Regions from separate parts of the Homo sapiens genome. Here region 2 is linked to region 1. A link is an interaction called in ENCODE POLR2A ChIA-PET data of the cell type or tissue named here. Cell type or tissue: A673. All regions are shown on one strand. Links, peaks and the distances in the headings refer to the core of each region. The heading gives the core; the rest is flanking DNA.

The links. Peaks named below come from ENCODE experiments on the same cell type or tissue, not always from the same donor. Only the 100,000 strongest peaks of a DNase experiment are listed, where the experiment ranks them.
Region 2: POLR2A ChIA-PET joins it to region 1 with 9 read pairs; 2 of 35 experiments call an interaction of 5 or more read pairs at or near these places.

What each region holds. Positions count from the first base shown.
Region 1 is chr5:60,269,533-60,274,920 of GRCh38, forward strand. It overlaps a transcript of PDE4D not described here. Among named protein-coding and RNA genes, the nearest start is that of PART1, 220 kb to the right of the region's middle. In A673, for the core only: no CTCF peak of the experiment used is centred there; a DNase peak (open chromatin) is centred at 2,259; H3K27ac peaks cover 407 bases.
Region 2 is chr5:60,410,342-60,415,729 of GRCh38, forward strand. It overlaps a transcript of PDE4D not described here. Among named protein-coding and RNA genes, the nearest start is that of PART1, 75 kb to the right of the region's middle. RefSeq lists an enhancer at 4,540-5,198. In A673, for the core only: no CTCF peak of the experiment used is centred there; no DNase peak of the experiment used is centred there; H3K27me3 peaks cover 869 bases.

The DNA.
Region 1 (5,388 bases), core at 80-5,079:
ACATTCTTAAAAGACCAATTTGGTTATATTTTTGTTGGTAATAGCTACTAACAATTTTTGGGCAAGAAAATAGCAAAATCTCCAGAACTAGGGATCTATTGTACACCATGGTGACTGCAATTAATAAAATGTATTGGACACTTAAAAACTGCTAAAAGAGTAGATCTCAAATGTTCTTACCACAAAAAAGTTATACATATGTAAGATGATGAATATATTGATTTGCTTGGTTTAATCATTTCACAATGTATACATGTATTACAACATCACGTTTATACCATCAGTATACACAATATTTATTTGTCATTTACATCTTAATAAAGCTGGAAGCAGAAACAAAAAGAGCAAAATCAATATTTATCTTATGATAGTACAGGAGATGAATTGAAATGGGGAAGACTAAAGGCTTGGGAAGACTAAAGGCAAACGGTTTTTATCTGAGAACTTGAACCAGGGGAGAGACAGTGAGACTGAACATGAAGGTCCAGATACGGAACACATGCTAAAGGGAAATTGCCATAAGTCAGTGGTTCAGAGGGAGACAGAAGAATCAAAGAGTCAGCTGACTTTCTACTTTCACAATTGAAAGAATGAGTATACCATGAACCAAGACAGGGAAAGAGATAGGAAGGTGAAGAGTCATTTCTAGAAGGTCACTGCAAGAAAGATAACTGCAAATGTCATGATCGAACTGCTTCTTTTTATCATAACAAAACATATCCCCAAAAAGCAACTGATAATCTAGGGTACTCATTTACAGTTACATAAACTAGAAAGTAGGAGACAAGGGAACCCGTTGGTGTAACATCTCTTTGCTCTTGAATGTTCAAATCTAATAAATTAGTTATTAATAATGATATCTTCTAAAGCATAAAAGCTGAGCAGTTTGTATCATTCAGACCAGAATAATATTTCATAATTATGACTATATACCTAGAATGGTAATTTTTAAAAATTATACCACATTTTTCATCTTTATCTCTATTGTTTTATTTTGCTTTTTATTTCTATAGGTTATTTTAATCAATTCTATTTCAAATAAATGAGGTAAGACCTATGGGAAAAAGAAAAGTCCAGAAATCAATGTCACTAACATATAAAACACCACCAGGAGGAAGTCAGCTAGAAAACTAATTCAGTGATGACATTTTGAGCTCTCCATGACATAGTAAAGCCAGTAGGAATGATAAAGTAGAGATTTTCTCAATGAAATCTCCGCTTATCATTCAGATGTCTGAATTCAGCTCTGAAACAGTAACCCTGGACTTAAATTTAAAATGTCATATTTTATTTAAATATTTACCATGTAAAAATTTCTATGTCATTCTTTATTATTGAAATACGTTCTTTCCAAAAACTTCAGATTGCCAAGCAAAGATGTAGCTGAATTTCTGATAAGATTCTTTGAAAACACCATTTTTACTGATTCCAGAATACTCAAGAGAATAAAAGATGCAGATAGTGGCCATCTAGCAGAGAGGAAGTTGATGTTCTCTTCATTTTAGTACGAGGTTACTATTATTTTCTATAGCCACCTTTCCTGGTATGATAAAGCTATTACATATGTATTTATTGGAAGCTGTTTTCACATGCCAGGCACTGGTACTAGGTGCTGATGATACCATCAGCACATTTTCACATTTTCACACATTAAAAATTCTTCAAAAACAGCAACTTTAATGGTCACATTTTATCATAAGGATTTAATTACATTTTATCTAACTGTTTTCCTGTGGTTGGACACCTGTGTTGATACTAATGTTTTGCCATTATAAACAATGCTGCTGTGAACATTCTTAAAAGTCCAATTTGGTTATATTTTTGTTGGTAATAGCTACTATTACATGAGATCAAGCCCATAGAAATGTAATTGATCTAATTCTTTTCTTGTAACTGGAAATTAAAGGAACAAAGAAGCTAACTAATTCCTTTTAACATTAATCCTATAATTTCACCTTCTAATTCTTTCTTTCACAGTCCCATAATAAGTGAGAGGAAAATTGACTGGTTACATGAGAGCCAGTGAGGTGTAATCCCCACCAAAGAAAAGGCCCTATATAGTCATTCTGAAAGCCAGAGAAAATATGAGGAGAAGGTTTTAATAGCTCCAAGACTTCCCTGCGCTAATCTGGTTTTCAGATAAGACAGTGAGAAATGTGGTAAAAACAGCTCCATGTGTCATTTCAAATGAAATACAGCATTTAAATTGCCTTAGTCTGAGTTACACGCTGCACTAAGCCATACTTTTCCATATAAAGTAAAAGATACAACCTCTGCTCCAAAGGAACATGAAGTAATTCAAAAGAATGGCACACAGTATTGAGAATGACAAAGCACCTAGAGACCATGATCTATTCCCTAATTGCAGGAAATGAAGCTTGAACTTTACAAAATAAGATTCAAAGAAACGGAGGAGATGAGGAAGAAGAAATGGATTCTAGAGCAATTCCTTTGTGGCAGTGCATAAGGAAAGGGACAGAAACAAGAATAAGCATACTAGCTCCCAAGATAAGCCTAGAGAGCAAGACTCCACTGGTATTCAGTGTGCCAGGCTCCTCCTACAGAAGAAACAGTGACATTAATTTGTGCTAGAATGTGGTCTATAAAGGGATCATCAACCCTCCACCTGGGAGACAGCATTAAAATTATGCTCTGCAGATTGCTAAAGAGGATGACCCCATACAACACAAATCAGGAGAACATGGTAAAACTAAGATGACCTTGAGGGTCCAAAATTCTAGTGAAACATTGGCAAAGGCCCTAGAGATGTTGGGCTGGAGTGTTTGTCATCAACCCGTATACTTATTCATTTGCTGTTCATTTAGTAAACTTCAGTTGATGTTACAAAATTTCCCTAGGCAAATATGCATGTAGGAAATGAACTGCAATCTTTTAAAACTGGTGTTTCCATCAAAGTTAGTTCTTACAGCTCCCTCGAAGAAGAGATCACACAGGTCTGCAGATCTTTTAGAATGGCATTGGTTTATCACTCAACAGAGAAGACTGCCAGCTCCACAACATGAAGGCAGTTTATTCTTCTCCAACCTAGTGCTGATTAGGTATAGACTGGGCAATCTACCACATACAACCCAGAAACTGAAAGAGAGAGAAGGCAAGGACTCAGAACGTGGAATTGTATCAGTTAGACAAAAATCCTCATCTAGTTCTGGAAGGAAATGAAACCTAGAAAAAAAGAACTGCTGCAAGGATATAAAGAATTTAATTGTTAACTGAGGCCCTTTAAAAATTATATTATAATACCTCGGCAGAAGGGAATATGTCATTCAACCTAATGACTTCTCCGCTTATTTTAGGTATACTTTTTCTAAATATCCTGGAACAAGAAACTGAGCACTGTGATAAACAGAGAAGCCACTATCTATAATGTGATTTGTGTATTTCTAACAGTTATACGACTACCTCAAAACCTCTCTCACACTTATTTACCATGGCAGGTTCCTTTCCTTACACTAACTGGGTATTTTGTTTATTAATAATTATTTAGCACAGACTATAATAGAGACATCAGGCTTGATGCTAAGGGCAGAGTGAAGAAGATAATCCCTTCTTAAGGAGCTACTGAGGAAGATAAACAAGTAAAGAGGGAACTGAAGGTCAGTGTGGTAATTTTAACACTAAGGATAAGAAGAGGGCATGTAACTCACCCTTGAGAGAGGCAGGGTCAAGGAAGTCATCTATTCAGAGGTAGTGTCTTAGCAAATAAAAAAAGAATAAGAACTAGGCAAATGGGAGAATGGAAAGACACTCCAAGCAGAGGCATCACCTCTTCAAAGGCTTAGAACCTACAGAGAAAATGGTACATACGGAAAATGCATCCAGTTCAAGGTGAAAAGAAGATCCTTGGAAGGTGAGCAAGCACCAGATAATTAATAATTTTTAAGTCATAATAAGGACTCTCAATTCTGAGAGCAATGGAGAGCTACTAAAGAGTTTTAGATCTAAGAAGTGGCAAGAATAAACATTCTCACTGCCATATGGAAAGTGGATTAGAGATGGACAGACAGACTAAAGGCAGGGAAATTAGTTAGGACACTGTAGCAGCAATTAAGCAAGAGATGGTGAAGACCTGCACCAGAGAAGTAGAGGCAAAATGGTGAAAAGTAGGTGGAATCAAGAGTGATAGAATCCACAGATCCTAACAACAAGTTCCATTTGGGGTGGAAAAGAGGGAAGGAGAATCAAAAATGCCCCCCAAGTTACTTATCACTGAAACAGAGAATGCAGGAGGAGACGCAGACATGGTAGGGAAGATGAGTTCTAGTCTGGGCACACTGAATTTGAGGTGACTTTGAGAAATCAAAAAAAAAATGTCCACTCAGTGACAAGCCAGAGAGAGATCTGGCCTGGCCACGGAGTGATCAATACATGAGTGTTTCTTGGGAACACTGGAATAGATGAGCATGCCCAGTCAGAATGCATGAAACAAGATGTGATGCTCTCAAGACATTGGTCTCAGGGCATCAGGAGATGGTGAAAGGATCCATGTTACCTTAAAAGGGAGGAAGCTGATCCTCTCCTGATACACTGGAATTATTTGTGCATCTCATCAGCTAATTTTTAGCTGAGTATGAAGAGGTAAACCTTGAAAGATGGTGAGTCAGGCAAATATTGATGATGGGGGTAGAGAAAAACAAGATGAAGTTAAAAAGCAGGGTGTTCAACATTAGTTCTAGACAATAAGGGATAAAACCATCACAACTGGGATTCTTAGGCAACTAAGGAGCCACTTAAAATCAGTGATCATCACTTTAGGTTTTATTTTGTTGTTATTTGTTTGGTTCTTGTCGTTGTTGTTGTTGTTGTTGTTGTTGTTGTTTTGAGACGGAGTCTTGCTCTGCTACCCAGGCTGGAGTGCAGAGTGCAGTGGTGCAATCTCGACTCACTGCAATTTCCACCTCCCGGGTTCAAGCGATTCTCCTGCCTCAGCCTCCCAAGTAGCTGAGATTACCGGCATGTGCCACCACGCCCAGCTAATTTTTGTATTTTCAGTAGAGACAGGTTTTCACCATGTTGGCCAGGCTGGTCATGAACTCCTGACCTCAAGTGATCCACCCGCCTCAGCCTCCCAAAGTGCTGGGATCACAGGCATGAGCCACCATGTCCAGCCGGATTATCACTTTAAAGAGAACAAGAAGTATGTGCTCTTCAGTGACTCTACAACCTCAGGTACAGAAAACCAAGCAGAGATCATTCAGATTGCTTGGGCTATTGGCAGTGTACCATAAAGCTATCTAGACCAGTTGTTTTCACCTTGGCTGCATTCCCACTTGGAAAATTTTTTAAAATGCAAATATCCAGATGTCCTATGGACCCTTGTAATTCAAATTATATTTTTGCTACCAGCAGTATTAGCATCTGTGACAGTGT
Region 2 (5,388 bases), core at 235-5,234, 140 kb after region 1:
CCTCCCCTACATACCAGACATCATCTTGGAGAGAAACCTGGAAAATCCTGGAACACAGAGATCTGAAAGTCTGAGCACCTTTTCCTAGAGACAGAGCATTATCTAAAATCAATACATCAGACTAAGACAGCTTAGACATTTAATTTATTTTTCCTTCTAATCAGCAGTGGTTTGCTCAGGAGGAAGATCACATTAGTTAAAATCAAAACTAAGAAGCTACCTCTTCTCCGCCCATCTGGATGAGATGTCAGTGAACTTTGTGACTCACCACAAGTCTTGACAAATATCATCTCATTTAATCCTCAGCAACCACACAAAGCAGACACTATGACTGACTTCCATTTTACAATGAGGAGAGCTAGTCTAAGGTTAAGCAACTTTCCAAAGCTCTTACAGCTGTCAAGTAACAGAACTGTCAAAGATTTTCATGCTTGGCCACTGCAGGTATTGCCTCCATGTCCTTGATACAGGCTCTGTGATAATATGATGGCAATGAGCCTCAGACATTTATATTTATTTTAAAAACATAAGGCACTTGCCATGGGAGAGACACTGTTCTTACTGCTTCTAACAGGAATTCATTTAAACTTCTCAATAATCATATGAAGTAGGTACCATTACCCCATTTTACGTATGAGAATAGTGAACTAAAAAAGCTGCATACTTTTCCCCAGGTCAGTTTTGCAGCTAATACATGGAAGAACTGACATTTGAACATAGGCTGACTGGCCCTAGAGAATGGGAGATGAGATATTAACTGCTGCACTGGACAAAGAGGGAGTCAAGCAACTTGGTAAGTTCTAATTTTTTCAAGTCACACTCATTCTAGGTTGTAATAAAGCATGCACTGGTATAATTTTCATTGCTGATAAAAAGGATAACTTCCAGAAGGGTTCATTTTCCATTAACTGTAAAAATCTATGTGAAAATAGTTACAACTGGTAGCTATAACCAAAATAGGTTATGATGTTTAAAGGAAAAACGGACTAAAAGACTAGCTTAAGTATAAAGCAAACTTATGTAAGGGCTAGAACTATCCTGGCCTTTCACGTGTATTATTACCACCACTGTATGACATAACCAGAAGAAATTCAGACATGTCACAAAGGGAAGTATCACATAAGTGTTAGCTAATCTCATTATCATCATCATCATCATTGCAATTATTATATAAAACCAAGGCATCACAATATATGAAAGTAATCACCATGTAAAAAGAATTTTTCAATGCATACATTTATTTTATACTAAAAGCAACGAATTTCACATTTTAACATTATTTCCGAATATTTAAGTCCAATTCAAACCATTTAGCTCTAAAAAAGTAAAATGACAATTTAAAAGATCGGCTCTAAATCAGGGATTAAAAACCAGATCTAAATGAAGGAAAACGTGAGTGAAATTAACCCTAAAGTTAGAAATATATTTTTCTTATTGCTGCAATAACTAAGCTATGATCCAATGGTGTTCCCCAGATATTTTCCACCTTTCCTAGAAATCTCAATTTACATACTAGTTTGTTCCACTGCTACTGACCCAACCACCCGCAAAAAAGGTGGCTAGATAGGTGTTATATTGACCACAATCTTTATCTTCCCAAAGATTCCCCATGCCAAATTATATTCAAAAAGATTAATATTTTAAGTCACTAACTTAATAAAACAGTACAATTCTTAGAGTAACTATCTCTTTTTAGCTGAGGGTTTTTATCCCAGTGAAGGAGCTGTTGGCTTGTTTTTGTTTCTTTCACTTTTCTTGAGGTTTTCTCCATTCATGGCTGGGTTCATCTGTACATTCAGTCTCAGGACAATAGGACTACAATTATACGTGTCTTCAAAAGAACACTAGGAAAATGTTATCTCCACTATTCCATCTTGCAAGTAGATCAACTAAAACACAAAGAAATTAGGGGAAAAAACAGCCAAGGGAGACTGAGACCAATAATTTTGTTGCCGTTACCCAACACTGCATCGTTTTTATAGACATATTTACACATTCACTTGAAAGAGCAATCCAGAAGAGATAGAAAAACCAGTCAATATCTTTTTAGAGAGCCTTACTCCATCTGGAGGTATTTGGGCAGTCTCAAATAATTTAGTGTAGTATTCTACCACATTCCACCTTGTTTTTGTCTTTTTTCTGCATGTCTGGATCACTGATTTGTATTATTCCCAAGGAGACAGAACTTTTTCTCAAATCATCCTCGTTCTTCGATGCTTAGTTCAAACCCTGCATGTTTTGTGTATTCACATAGATACTTATAGCAAAAGGATTCCATCACCCAGAATTATGTTATTGGTTCTAGAAAAGTACAATACTCCTTATGTTTCCAATGATGACTATGAGGCACTCCAAGATCTTAAGTTATTTACTAAATCATTTTGTTAAGTTTTTCTGTTAATTTTATGTCAATTATTTTGGTTATTTAAAAATATGTAACCACTGTAAGGTAATAACAGCCAGCTGATTGTTTTTTATTTGCCAAAGCCTATAGCATTATTTCCTATAACCCTTACAACAAATCCTTAAGGTAGGTTTTAATCAAATACTTTTTATAGATAAGGAAACTAAGGCTAGGCTAGAGGTGGAGTCATTTGCTAATGACTAGGTGAATATTAAGTCATAATACCAGGATTTAGATCCACTTCAGTCTGATTCTAAAATGATGACTTTAACTACAACATTATATAGTTGAAGTCATGGAATATATGTATAATTCATTTAACTAAGCTATTTAATAAATGCAAGCTCCTTCATCCCCTCACTAGCTGAGCTCACAAGCACATAACGTTCATGCTATCAACAGTTTTATTTATCCCAGGACATACTTCCTAGATTATATTCCTACTGACTACTGTAGCTTACTTTCATTACATCATTCACTCAAAAACCCTCAGGATTTTTAGAGAGCAATATACTTTATAACATTACCTCATCAAACCTATAGGCAGAAAAAGGTATATTGTCAGGTCTGTTTTCATTTAAATCCACTTTTTTTCCAATCTGAAGGAGAAGCATCCCTTGCATGCATATTGCTCTATGTTTTACATTGGTCCCAAAGGTACTCACACACAATAGACTTCCAGAGCCTTTCATTTTCTGAAGATGAGAGGAGGAAGGAGGAAGGAGAAGGAGGAAGAAACGAAAGGAGAAATAGATGGGAAGACTACACAGACTCAGGAACGCAGTGGTGCACACTTGGTAAAAGGGCATAAGGTACTTTTAATATTTTGCACTAAGCCTTGTCATTCCTTCCACCTTCATAAAACCAGATTCTAAAAGGGCCAAAGCCTATCCTTATAAATTCAGAATGCCATGGATGTAAGAGAATTTGGGAGTGGTTTGTTTTAATTTTGAATTTCTTTTTTCGTTTATTTTTTTTTTTTTTGGAAAAACAGCTTAGAAACTTCAATCTGGTGAAAGTATCATTGACTTACATTGGGTTGTTTCAGCCCTGCATCAGATCCCAAAGTAACAAATAATCTTAATGTAACTACTATTTCCATCCAACCAGTTATAAGCATCTCCTAACCCAAAGAACACTTCCAGATTTTTCTTGCTGCTTTATCAGAGTTCAGGTTCACTTTGTCAAACTTTTTACAGTTCTAAAATAGAAAACAGAACCGATGCCCTATGTCTTACAATTAATTGCATGCACTTCTGTTTGTTCCACCAAGTTTCTCGACAGATACAATTTCTCCCCTTTCGAAGGTAAGCAGAAGGGGTCATGTATTCCTTAGTACATGCTGTGATAACAGTCCTTGTCTGTCATACACAGTAGGGCCGATGCTAAGACGAATCTCCTCAAATAAACAAACCAAAGCTTCTGTGCACTAGCAGTCCTTGGTTTTGTACTTTATACCAATTATATACCATTTCTGCCATATTATCCATACATTGTTTTTATATTCTTTAGGTAGTTTTTATGTGTTAATCTGCCTCCCTAGAGAATGCAAATAATAGTCATAAAAACAAAAATTGATATTATTGAGTATTTTTATGGGTCATAAAACTCTATTAAGATTTTTTATCTTAACTGTTTTTGATCACACTATTAAGATATGCATTGCCCATCCAGAGATAAAGCTACTTAAAAATAAAATCAAATTAAAAAGTTAAATATACATACACACACAAAGACAGGCAACTATAATTTGGACCTATTATAAAAATTCTCCCTGGCATCATTCCAAGGGACATATATAAGTTAAAGATCAGCAAAGTATTGCTTTCAAGGAGAAAGAAAAGACAGAATATGCAACCTACTTCTGTTGGTACACACAAGGCTACAAAGCAGTTTGCTGGTTAACACTCCAGGTATCTGGAGTAAACCAATCCTAGCTATTTTCTGAACTCTTTCTTTTAAGTGTTATAAATATGGTAATAAGGAATAACCAAGAAACAAAGTTGTGCCTCTTATGTAAACCTACTTGTAATGGAATTACATTAAATCTGGGAGTCATTCCACATGACAGCCTTCACTTACCTATCTAAGGTCATAACATCCCCAAACCAAGAAGCACCTACCCGGACAAATTCAAAGTGCCTCTTCGTCTCTGGTATACGTTTTAAAATCTCTCCTTGGTTAAGACACAGGAAGAAGGGAAATGAAATTTGAGTCTTAGGGTAATCATTTGCCATTGGGCAGACCCACATCAAGCTAGATGCCAGTACCTTGTCACATGGTAGGAATGCCTAAGTGGTTGCACTCAACCTGGGTGAGACAACTGGAAGTCCAAACCTTTAAAGTGCCACTGAAAGGGAGCAATCAATGGTACTCATTAATGTGCATGGGTTCCCTTCTTTCAGCACCTATTTCCTAGACCCTCTGCATCTGATCAGGCTATGAGACAAGTTCTAGCCAATAGAATGTGAATGTAAGTCATATGTACCCCATCCAGACCTGGTTCCTAAAACCTCCAAACCACCTATTAAGAGGTGACAGCATGCTGACAGCCCTCACAGCCCTTGCTGGCTCTCAGCGCCTCCTTGGCCTTGGCGCCCACTCTGGCCGTGCTTGAGGAGCCCTTCAGCCCTCCCCTGCACTGTGGGAGCCCCTTTCTCGGCTGGCCAAGGCCGGAGCCGGCGCCCTCAGCTTGCGGGGAGGTGTGGAGGGAGAGGTGCAGGCGGGAACCGGGGCTGCGCGGCAGGCACTTGAAGGCCAGTGCGAGTTCCGGTGGGCGTGGGCTTGGTGGGCCCGCACTGGGAGCGGCAGGCCGGCCCCGCCACCCCGGGCAGTGAGGGGCTTAGCACCTGGGCCAGCAGCTGCTGCACTCAATTTCTCACCAGGCCTTAGTTGCCTCCCCACGGGGCAGGGCTCGGGACCTGCAGTGCGGCCACGCCTGAGTCTCCCCACACCCCCACCATGGGCTCCTGTGCAGCCCGAGC